Regions from separate parts of the Homo sapiens genome. Here region 2 is linked to region 1. Evidence: chromatin loops called from intact Hi-C (ENCODE). Cell type or tissue: OCI-LY7. All regions are shown on one strand.

What was found. Hi-C counts contacts between places; a loop is a spot of excess contacts. Peaks named below come from ENCODE experiments on the same cell type or tissue, not always from the same donor. Only the 100,000 strongest peaks of a DNase experiment are listed, where the experiment ranks them.
Region 2: it touches region 1 in a loop (2.5-fold over the local background); 2 of 110 quality-filtered maps call a loop at or near these places.

What each region holds. Positions count from the first base shown.
Region 1 is chr2:62,178,230-62,183,229 of GRCh38, forward strand. No RefSeq gene overlaps it. Among named protein-coding and RNA genes, the nearest start is that of B3GNT2, 15 kb to the right of the region's middle. In OCI-LY7, no CTCF peak of the experiment used is centred here; DNase peaks (open chromatin) are centred at 2,205, 2,512, 2,922, 3,792 and 1 weaker place; H3K4me3 peaks cover 2,028 bases; H3K27ac peaks cover 4,566 bases.
Region 2 is chr2:62,036,881-62,041,880 of GRCh38, forward strand. All of the region lies in intron 2 of COMMD1 (copper metabolism domain containing 1), which reads left to right. Among named protein-coding and RNA genes, the nearest start is that of COMMD1, 130 kb to the left of the region's middle. In OCI-LY7, a CTCF peak has its summit at 4,264; a DNase peak (open chromatin) is centred at 2,631; H3K4me3 peaks cover 1,170 bases; H3K27ac peaks cover 2,191 bases.

The DNA of each region.
Region 1 (5,000 bases):
GTCCTGGCCCAATCAGTGGCCATTCCTGGGCGTAGAATAGTTTGGTGCTATCTCTGAGCAGGGGGCTATAGATGGGGTAGTTTCCCCCCTCTGTAGGAGATACTGGGCATGGCAGAGCCCAAAGCTGACATGCTCAGAGCCCCCTACTAGGAGATGATAAGCTCCTGGAGGCCAGGGACCTAGGACTTACACTGGTTTTCCAGTAGCATATGGCATCATTTCATGGAATTCAGCCACTCAGTTGACATTAAATTAGACTGGGCAAAATAACCCCAAAGCTAAAAATTGGATACCTCAATCACATCTGTCATAGGAATCTTTTAAAGCACCAAGACACTTGACATTTGTTGAGAAGGACATTGTTGATCCATAGGCAGAGAAGCCAACCTGTGTTTGGGATGACAAGGAGACAGGCTGGCAAGGTGCACATCCTGCTGGGGACAATGGCTCCTTTCTCCTGAAATGCCTCCCAGCTCTGTGTGGCCAAGCCAAGGTGAGGCAAAGCTGAATTTCTTGCCCTAAGAAACAGCAGCAGGAGAGTAAGGGAGGTGCTGCCTTTGTACTATGGTGACCTGCTTATTCTGTTTCAGTGACACAAGCTCATTGACATTGCATGGAGAGAATGATGTCATCGATTCTTCCCAGAGCCAAGCTGGCCTTTCTGGTGGTGCACATGGTACTCCAGTACTGTGTACCACAGAGATGTTTTCCTCCTGGCTGGATGTGGGGAATTGAATTCCTTTGGCTGAAAATGAGCTATGAACCATAGTAAAAGCTGCTAGTAGGAAGGCCTTTGGACTTTTCTGGCTTAGAATTTCTGAGGAGTTCCATGGCAGTTTTCCAAATCAAATTCTTAAGTCCAGAGACTTAGCTGGAGAGCATCTTGAAGGTTCTCCATGAACGGTAGGCGCTGACCCCTGGGGGAGGGGAAGGTTTTAATTAACTTTGTCGGAGAAAGTTGCCAAGCACTCTTCAGCTGTTTTGGAATGTTGTATTCCAAGTTGTAGAGGTTATGACTTTCTCTTTCTGGAACCCAAAAGCGACTTGTGGAAGCAAAATGAGAACAGCTTTTGGCCTCCGACACCACAATGCATCAGCCAGACCTGGATGTTGCCACTAAACTGAGGAAAAACTGTCTCTGGTGTCTCCTTATGGCCAGAATGGCATGTTCGACTTTAGACTTGAAGACTTGGCAGTTTCGGAGCACCTTGTTGACCCTCTGCTAGGGTCTGGGTCTTCTCCCAGCGCCTGGGAATTTGAGAGACAGCCAGCTAATGGAATGGCCAACTGTGCAGTGCTGGGTACCAGGAGAGGGGAAATGGTGGCTCTTTGGTACTGTGAGGCCTGACATCTTGGAACAGACGGCACCTGTTGGGACTAATGTATCTAAGAATGTCAAGGAAAAGCATGTGAGAACTTTTCTCAATTGAAAGGATGTGCTGAATCTTTTCAAGAATGGGCATCCCATTCTCCCATTCAGGAAAGACTGAGCCCCTTTTGTCCAGCAGGCACCATGGTGGGTGTTAGAAGCTAGAGCAGTGAATCAGTCACACATTTTAAGGACAAGGACCACGTTCCATTCTTCTCTGTCTTGCTCGTAACAGGTACTCAGACAACACTGCACTGAAATGGTTCTTTTTTTTTTTTTTTTTTTTTTTTTTGAGATGGAGTCTCACTCTGTCACCCAGGCTGGAGTACAGTGGCACGATCTTGGCTCACTGCAACCCCCGCCTCCCAGGTTCAAGCGATTCTCCTGCCTCAGCCTCCCAAGTAGCTGGGACTACAGGCATCTGCCACCATGCCTGGTTAATTTTTGTATTTTTAGTAGAGACAGGGTTTCGCCATATTGGCCGGGCTGGTCTTGAACTCCTGACCTTGTGATCCACCTGCCTTGGCCTCCCAAAGTGCTGGGATTACAGGCGTGAGCCACCGTGCCCAGCTACAAATGGTTCTTTCAAAGTCCCCTGGCTTCACCCCATCCTTCAGTGTCCATTTTTCATCTCCTTCCCCACTTTGGTCTCCTATCTCACCAGATTAAGGAAAATGCAATGTCTTCCCTATGCAATTGCTGCTTTGCACGGAAAATCACCTTTAAGCCAAACCAATAATCTACAAACCAAAAGAAAACAAGAGGGGAAGGGACGAATAACTGATTTCCCTGCGAGCCCTACCTAGTTTTCATCTGGCACATTCTGCTTCTAAGTGGTTGCTGGTCACACTGGCAGATAGCCTGTTTCTCCTTAACTCTTCCTCCTCAACCACCTACTCTCTCATTAAAGAAAAAATTAAGAAAGTTTCCTGATTATAAAAATGATAAATACATTTGGAAAAGAGAACACATTGTCCCACCCCCGCTACATTTTTGGTTTTCTTTTGTTTTGTTTTTTAGAGACATGGTCTCACTCTGTTGCCCAGGGTGGAGTGCAGTGGCATGATCATGGCTCACTGCAGACTCAACTCCTGGGCTCCCTACGACGATTAAAAAATGACTTTCAGGCCAGGGATGGTGCTTGTGCCTGAAAAATCAAAATTTTCAGTGCTTTTGGAGGCTAAGGCAGGAAAATTGCTTGAGCCCAGGAGTTTGAGACCAGCCTAGGCAACTTAGCAAGACTCTGTCTTTACAAAAAAATTAAAGAATTAAGTGGGCATCTTGGCATGTGCCTGTAGTCCTAGCTACTTAGGAGGCTGAGGCGGGAGGATGATTTGAGCGCAGGAGTTTGAGACTGCAGTGAGCCACGATCATGCCACTGTACTCCAGCCTGGGTGACAAAACAAGAGTCTGTCTCTAAAAAAAAAAAAAAAAAAAAATGTAGGGTGGCTTTCTGAAGCCATGCTTGGCCCTTCCCTCTCAGGGGTTTCCAGAGGAGGCAGATGAGCAACGTTGATCTCTGACCCTCAACTCCATTGTTCACCTGCTGCCATGCAAAGTGCCTCAACCGCAGGGTTTGTAACTTCGTGCAGATTATCACAGCTGCCCAGATGTTCATTTTAACTGAATTTCACTCATATAAAAGTGAAGGAAATGGGCAGGAAATGAGGAGAGGGGCCCAGTAGTGAGATTGTATTTTTATAATGGAAATAGCACCAGCCTGGGGGCCGAGCTGTCAATTTGAGTTCAACCTTTACCAATGACTAGCTGTTCCTTACACAAGTCCCCAGCCTCTATAAGTGTTTACTTTATCATTTGTGAAATAATACAATTGATTTTATTATCTCTAAGGTTCTTTAAGTTGCTCTGTCATAGAGTTTAAGAATAAAATGTGAGAGCTAGGCTGGGCTTGGTGGCTCATGCCTGTAATCCTGGCACTTTGGGAGGCTAAGAAAGAAAGAAGAAGAAGAAGAAGAAGAAGAAGAAGGAGAAAAATAATAAAATGTTTATTTGACTAATCTACTTTCTCCCCCACCATGTTTTTCCTCTTTTCACCTCAAAGACCTATCAGTTTTCACTGTTTCTTGTTACCCAGCTTTGCCGCTGTTCTTTTTGGTAAGGAGTGAAATATTTTTTCCAACTGTTCATGCAGCAGGCAAACTTGTCTTACTTCTCAGTCATTTTTTGCTTTTCTCCGTGCCCTCTCTGTTGTCTTCCTAGCCTTTTATCCCAAACTAGGCCTCACACAAGCAGGTTTGCCTCTCTGATCTGTGGCTTTAATTAACATAACGAATGAGCAAACAAGTCTTTATTGGGCATTTACAATGAACAGTGCACAGCTTGGTGCTGTTGAAGATAAAATAGGTTTAAGACATGTTCTCAGCCTTCAAGGAGACAAGACCTCTGGGGCTTCAAATCCCTTAGCTGCCTTATGTTCTACCACTAACATCTGGGTGCCAACAGTGCTACCCATCCCCCCACACCCACCCAACGCTACTGTGCTCTGAAACCAGCTCTTCGGTGGGATGCTGTGTCTCCACACTCTGGTTTTTTTCCTTCTCTCACTTCTTCCTGGCTTCCTTTTGCTGGATTCTCCCTCTGGGTCCATCCATTAATTGGATCTTCAGAGGCTCTATCCTAGGCCCTCTGCTTCTCTCAGTCTCTTTTCATTCCCTGGATGAGTTCAACCATACTCATGACTTCAGTTACCATCTATATGCAGATAATTCCCTTGTGTGTGTGTGTGTGTGTGTGTGTATTCCTGGTTGCTATGGTTTATCTCCACCAAAACTCAGGTTGAGGCTTAGTCCCCAGTGTAATGATATTGAGACATGGTGAGACCTTTAAGAGGCATTTGGGTCATGAGGGATCTGCCCTCACGAAGGGATTAATGCAGTTTCTTGAGCGTGTGAGAGCAGGTTGTTATAAAGTGAGGCTGCCTCTCATGTTTGCTCTTCTCGCATGTGCCCGCCTCCCCTTTTGCTTCTCTGCAATGTTATAACACAGCATGAGGCCCTTACCGGCAGCTGGCCAGATGGGCCACCCAGTCTTTCATCTCCTGGCCTCCAGAATTGTGAGCTAAATCAACTTCTTTCCTTAATAAATTATTCAGCTTCAGGTATTTTGTTATAGCAACAGAATATGGATGAAGACACTGGTCTTTCTTTGGGTTCCAGACCTGTATATCCAGTTGCCTCATGGGCAGCTCCACTTCGACATCACATAGACACCTCATACTCCCCATGGTCACCACCGAGTGTATCACCTTTCCCACCACCCTGCTCCTTTTCCCTTCCCAGTGTTCTCAAACTCAGTAGATGGCACTGCTATTGTCTATCCAGCTGTTCAATCCAGCAACCTAGGACTCCTCATTTCCACAATCTTCCTGTCCCTGCCCCCAAATCCAATCAAATTGCCTTATAAATATCTTGAGATAAGCCAGGCATGGTGGCTCATACCTATAATCCCAGCACTTTGGGAGGCCAAGGTGAGAGGATCAGGCCAGGAGTTTGAGACCAGCTTGGACCAAGCTTGGCGGTTTGGATTAATATACATATATACATGTATGGACTAGTATACATATGTATATATGTGCGCACATATATATGTGTGTATATATGTGCGCACATAT
Region 2 (5,000 bases), 140 kb before region 1:
TTAAAATAATACTTTCTTCTTGTTGTTTTACGAGCCATTTGTAGATGAGTGATATATAGTGGTTTATTGGGGTGATTGGGGACAATGAGTTTTTGTTGTACCTTGCATTCAAGTATATTTACTTATGCCTATAAATCAGGTATTATCACCTCTCCTTTTTCAGATGTCAGTCCATCAACAGTGTATGCTCTTTACCATTTGCATTTCAAGAACCACTTGGAAACTTGGAAATAATCCTTTATTTTTGCTAGTCATGCCTCTGTCGTAATGTTCCAAGAGGCCTGGGCTGCTTTGGAGAGGCTTGTCTGGCTTTGCCTGCCCCCTGCCTCATTTAACTACAATAGAATAGCTCATAAGATGCTCTCTGCATAAGATTTTATTTGAAGGAAGGTATCTATATTTAACTTGGGAAACAAATAGCTTAGGTAGAATTATAAACGAGATGGTAATATTGCCAAATAAATGGGATACACCCTGCCCAGCTCCTTCCCATTCTGTCACACAGTGCATAGGAGCAGTTTTGTAATTAGTAAACTCTATGTGGCCATGATCTTTGGAATGGTATGTATGGGATATAACTTTTATTTCCATTAATATATATTTATGATTATGAAAGTCTTAGATATGGTAGCTGCGAGAGGTATCATTTTACTGGTTATTAGTCTTATTCATATTTGGATTAGAACTTTATGGATTTCCTTGGGCAATTAGGGAGATAACTTTTAATGGTTTACATTTTGCTCCTTGGAGTTATGATGTTACCCAGAAGTCTCAAAGCCCATCATGGGGGAGGGAGAAGCCAACTGAAATATACATGGCTCTGGCCCTAATAGCCATTTTAGTTGGAGGAGCTCCAGTTTTATCTGTTAAATTAGTGGGATTCTACAAAAAATTAGTTTGAAAGAAGATTCTGGGGGTAAAATAAAATTTGAAACCACTGGATTAGTAGAAAGATCTAGGAGTTAGAAGACTTATGTTCCAGTTTTGGCTGTCACATTAACTAGTTTTGTACTGTTAGATAAGTCACTTAACATATTTTTCTCAGTTTTTCACATATAAAACAGAACTAATTCGGTCTGCCTCACAGAGTTGTCCTTGGATAGTGGTCTTAAAAACTGGTGAATCAGTCTGGGCATGGTGGCTCACTCCTGTAATCCCAGCACTTTGAGAGGCCGAGATGGGAGGATCACCTGAGGTTAGGAGTTCAAGACCAGCCTGGCCAACATGGTGAAACCCCATCTCTACTAAAAATACAAAACTAGTCGGGCGTGGTGGCATGCACCTGTAATCCCAGCTACTTGGGAGGCTAAGGCAGGAGAATTGCTTGAATCCAGGAGGCGGAGGTTGCAGTCAGCCGAGATGGCGCCATTGCACTCCAGCCTGGGTGACGGAGTGAGACTCTGTCTCAAACAGCAACAGCAACAAACAACAACAACAACAAAAATAACCAAAAAACGATGAATCAAAATGTATTAAGTAATGAAGATATTGTTAATAATAGCAGCAATACTCCAATAACTGAGAAATTGAAAATGGCTTTGAATTTTGTTGTAGAATTTATCACAATAACGTATGGCTTTCTTTTTTCCAATTTTCTGTTATCTAGGCATGATTGTTTCTTTTTTAAATGTTTTATTTTTTGATATTTTATTTTTTATCATTTATTTATTTATTTATTTATTTTTGAGACGGAGTCTTGCTCTGTTGCCCAGGCTGGAGTACAGTGGCACGATCTTGGCTTATTGCAACCTCAGCCTCCTGGATTCAAGCAAATTCTCATGCCTCAGCTTCCCAAGTAGCTGGACTTACAGGCATACATCACCACGCCTGGCTAATTTTTGTATTGTTAGTAGAGCCGGGGTTTCACCATGTTGCCCAGGCTGATCTTGAACTCCTGACCTCAAGTGATTTGCCTGCCTTGGCTTCCCAAAGTGCTAAGATTACAGGTGTGAGGCATCACTCCTAGCCTGTTTCCTTATTTTTTTAATGTTAGATTTGTTGGCCACCTTCCTTAAAATTTCATTTCTAATGAAAGACAGTTTATGTATACTCATATACACAGCATATATAGTTGTGTGTATGTATTTTGAAAAACTTATATTGATTTTCTTTTACAGTTTCTAAGAACGTAAGTAGATAAATGAAGCTTAATTTGGAGAAAACTTTAACTTTCTCTGCCATTCCCAAGAGAAATCAAGCTCAGAATGCTTGCATTTATTTCCAGCCTTTGAAGGGCCAGAAAATTGTGCCTGAAAATTGGGTTAGCACATTTTCTGAATCTGACTGCTGTTAAGTTACTCTGTAGTTGGGTTGGATGCTATTTCCTGTCTTCTTTCCTTCAAGCAGAGAATATGCACTTCACATTTTTTAAGGAAACCATTCCTAGCTTGTATATTCATTTACATTCTACATCTTATGATTGCAAGGATACACATAAAGAGTAGGTCTTATTCAGAAAAGTCCTGGCAGTTGTCCCAGCCTTAAAGAGAACAAGCCTGTGCTCTTCCCTTTTACCTGATGGAATATCACTATGGCCTTTCTTTGAGGAGTTGATTAGCAAACTTGACTCAGAGAGGAAGTGAGAATAGCACATTGTGGTTAGGTGGTGCTGGCTGATTTTCTAGCTCTTGCACAGCATATGCCTCTTAAATATCAGGGGGAGTAAGCTGCTCTTGCATCATACCACCATGGTTGGATAGCCCAAGTTGCAATTTCAAGTATTGCTGGCCAGTTTCTGGTACGTAGTTATGGAAATATAGGAAAGCACAATTCTGTCTGACGAAGGAACATATATATCTGCTTGTGGAGTATTAAGTGTGAGATATGCCAGGTAGTATTTTCTATCTTTTGGAAGTTAAGAAAATTAAATACCTGAAAAGAAGTGTTCTTTTTTCTTATTTAAAGCTCTTTCTACTAAACACAAATATCCTTAGAACCAAGAATTCCATAGGAACTATGAAACCTAACTGGTCAAGTATTTTCTGGCATAGTAACATGTAGTTTTATTGCCCAAAGGCCCTCCTGGGAAAAATTTATATAGCTAGCAATCCCTTTGATAATCATACCAATAGCCATTTGTTAAGAGTACCGCTTAGCTGGGCACGGTGGCTTATGCCTGTAATCCCAGCACTTTGGGAGGCCAAGACTTGGGGGATTGCGTGAGGCCAGGAATTTGAGATTAGCCTAGTCAACATAGAGACCCTGTCTACAAAAATTACAATAATTAGCTGGGCATGGTGGCATGTACCTGTAGTCCCAGCTACTTGGGAGGCTGAGGTGGGAGGATTACTTGAGCCTAGGGAGTTGAGGCTGTAGTTGGCCATGATTGCATCACTGGCACTCCAGCCTACGTGACAGAGTGAGACTCTGTCTCAAAAAATAAAAATAGAAAAAGTACCTATTATATGCCAGTTCTTAAAAAATGTATTTTAAGGTAAATAAATGAAGACAAAGGTCATACAAGTTAGTAGCAGGGCCAGAGGGTTGAGTACAATTCTCCCTGGTGTAAAACTCATTTTCTTTCCCTATGTTCTCAGTGAAAAATCATTTATAAAATATATCTTTTACTTTTCAGAGTATAGTTTCTCTTGAAAACAATTTATGTGAAGTGAAACCTACTTGTATTTTTCATGGTGAAATTAGACATAATATCCCTAAAAATGAAAACCCAAAAGACAAAATATTTCAGGAAGAAAATTAAGGTTGGAGTTCTTGGAATTATATATCACCAAGATCAATTTGCCTTGCTTGAGGATTTTAGTATACACCTGTCAGTTTACTTTTTGGTTGTGTCATAGTCTTTAGTACAGGAATTTTTCTTTGCCCCCTTCCCCCCTCCCTTTTATTTTTGGAGACAGTCTTGCTCTGTCACCCAAGCTAGAGTGCAGTGGCGCGATCTCGACTCACTGCAACTTCTGCCTCCTGGGTTCAAGCAGTTCTCGTGCTTCAGCCTCTTGAGTAGCTGGGATTATAGGTGTGCACCACCACACCTGGCTAGTTTTTGTACTTTTAGTAGAGATGGGGTTTTGCCATGTTGGCCAGGCTGGTCTCAAACTCCTGGCCTCAAGTGGCCTGCCCACCTTGCCTCCCAAAGTGCTGGGATTACAGACATGAGCCACTGTGCCTGGCCTTTTTCTTGCCCATTGGTCACTGTTTTCCTCTTCACACTGCTGTACTCTACCCCCAGAACATTACGAGGATCTTATCAGTCCATGCCACCAGAAACTTTGCTCTTCCTCTAGATATTCATGACTTATACAGGAATGCAATATTACATTTAGTCAGTAGATGCCATCATCTAACATATAATATGTTTCAGACTGGAACTTCTTTAATTCGTGGCTTTAGTTTATTTTAAATTAATCCATTTCTACTCTCTAGATTAAAAATCATGAATCTCTTGATTTGTTAATAATGAAAACTACTTGTGGTTTTTTTTTCGCTCAATAAATTACATTTGTAAAGTTGATGTGTGTTTTCTTTTGCCAGTTTTATTAATAGAAAAGTAATCATTGAGCTGTTTTTATGCATTTTGTTAGTATTTTGAGATAGGGTCTCACTCTGTCACCACGTTGGAGTACAGTGGTGCTATCATAGCTCACTGCAGCCTTGACCTTCCAGGCCCAAGCAATCCTCCTACCTTAGCCTCCCAAGTAGCTGGGCAAACTTGGCCAATTCTTTCTGTGTTTTGTGTGGAGATGAGGTTTCACCATGTTGCCCAAGCTGGTCTTGAGCTCCTGAGCTCAAGCCATCTGCCTCCCTGTCCTCCCAAAGTGCTAGTGTGTCCGGAATTGGTGGGTTCTTGGTCTCGCTGACTTCAAGAATGAAGCCGCGGACCCTCACGGGTGAGTGTTACAGTTCTTAAAGATGGTGTGTCTGGAGTTCGTTCCTTCAGATGTTCAGATGTGTCCGGAGTTTCTTCCTTCCGGTGGGTTCGTGGTCTCGCTGGCTTCAGGAGTCAAGCTGCAGACTTTTGCTGTGAGTGTTGCAGCTCATAAAGG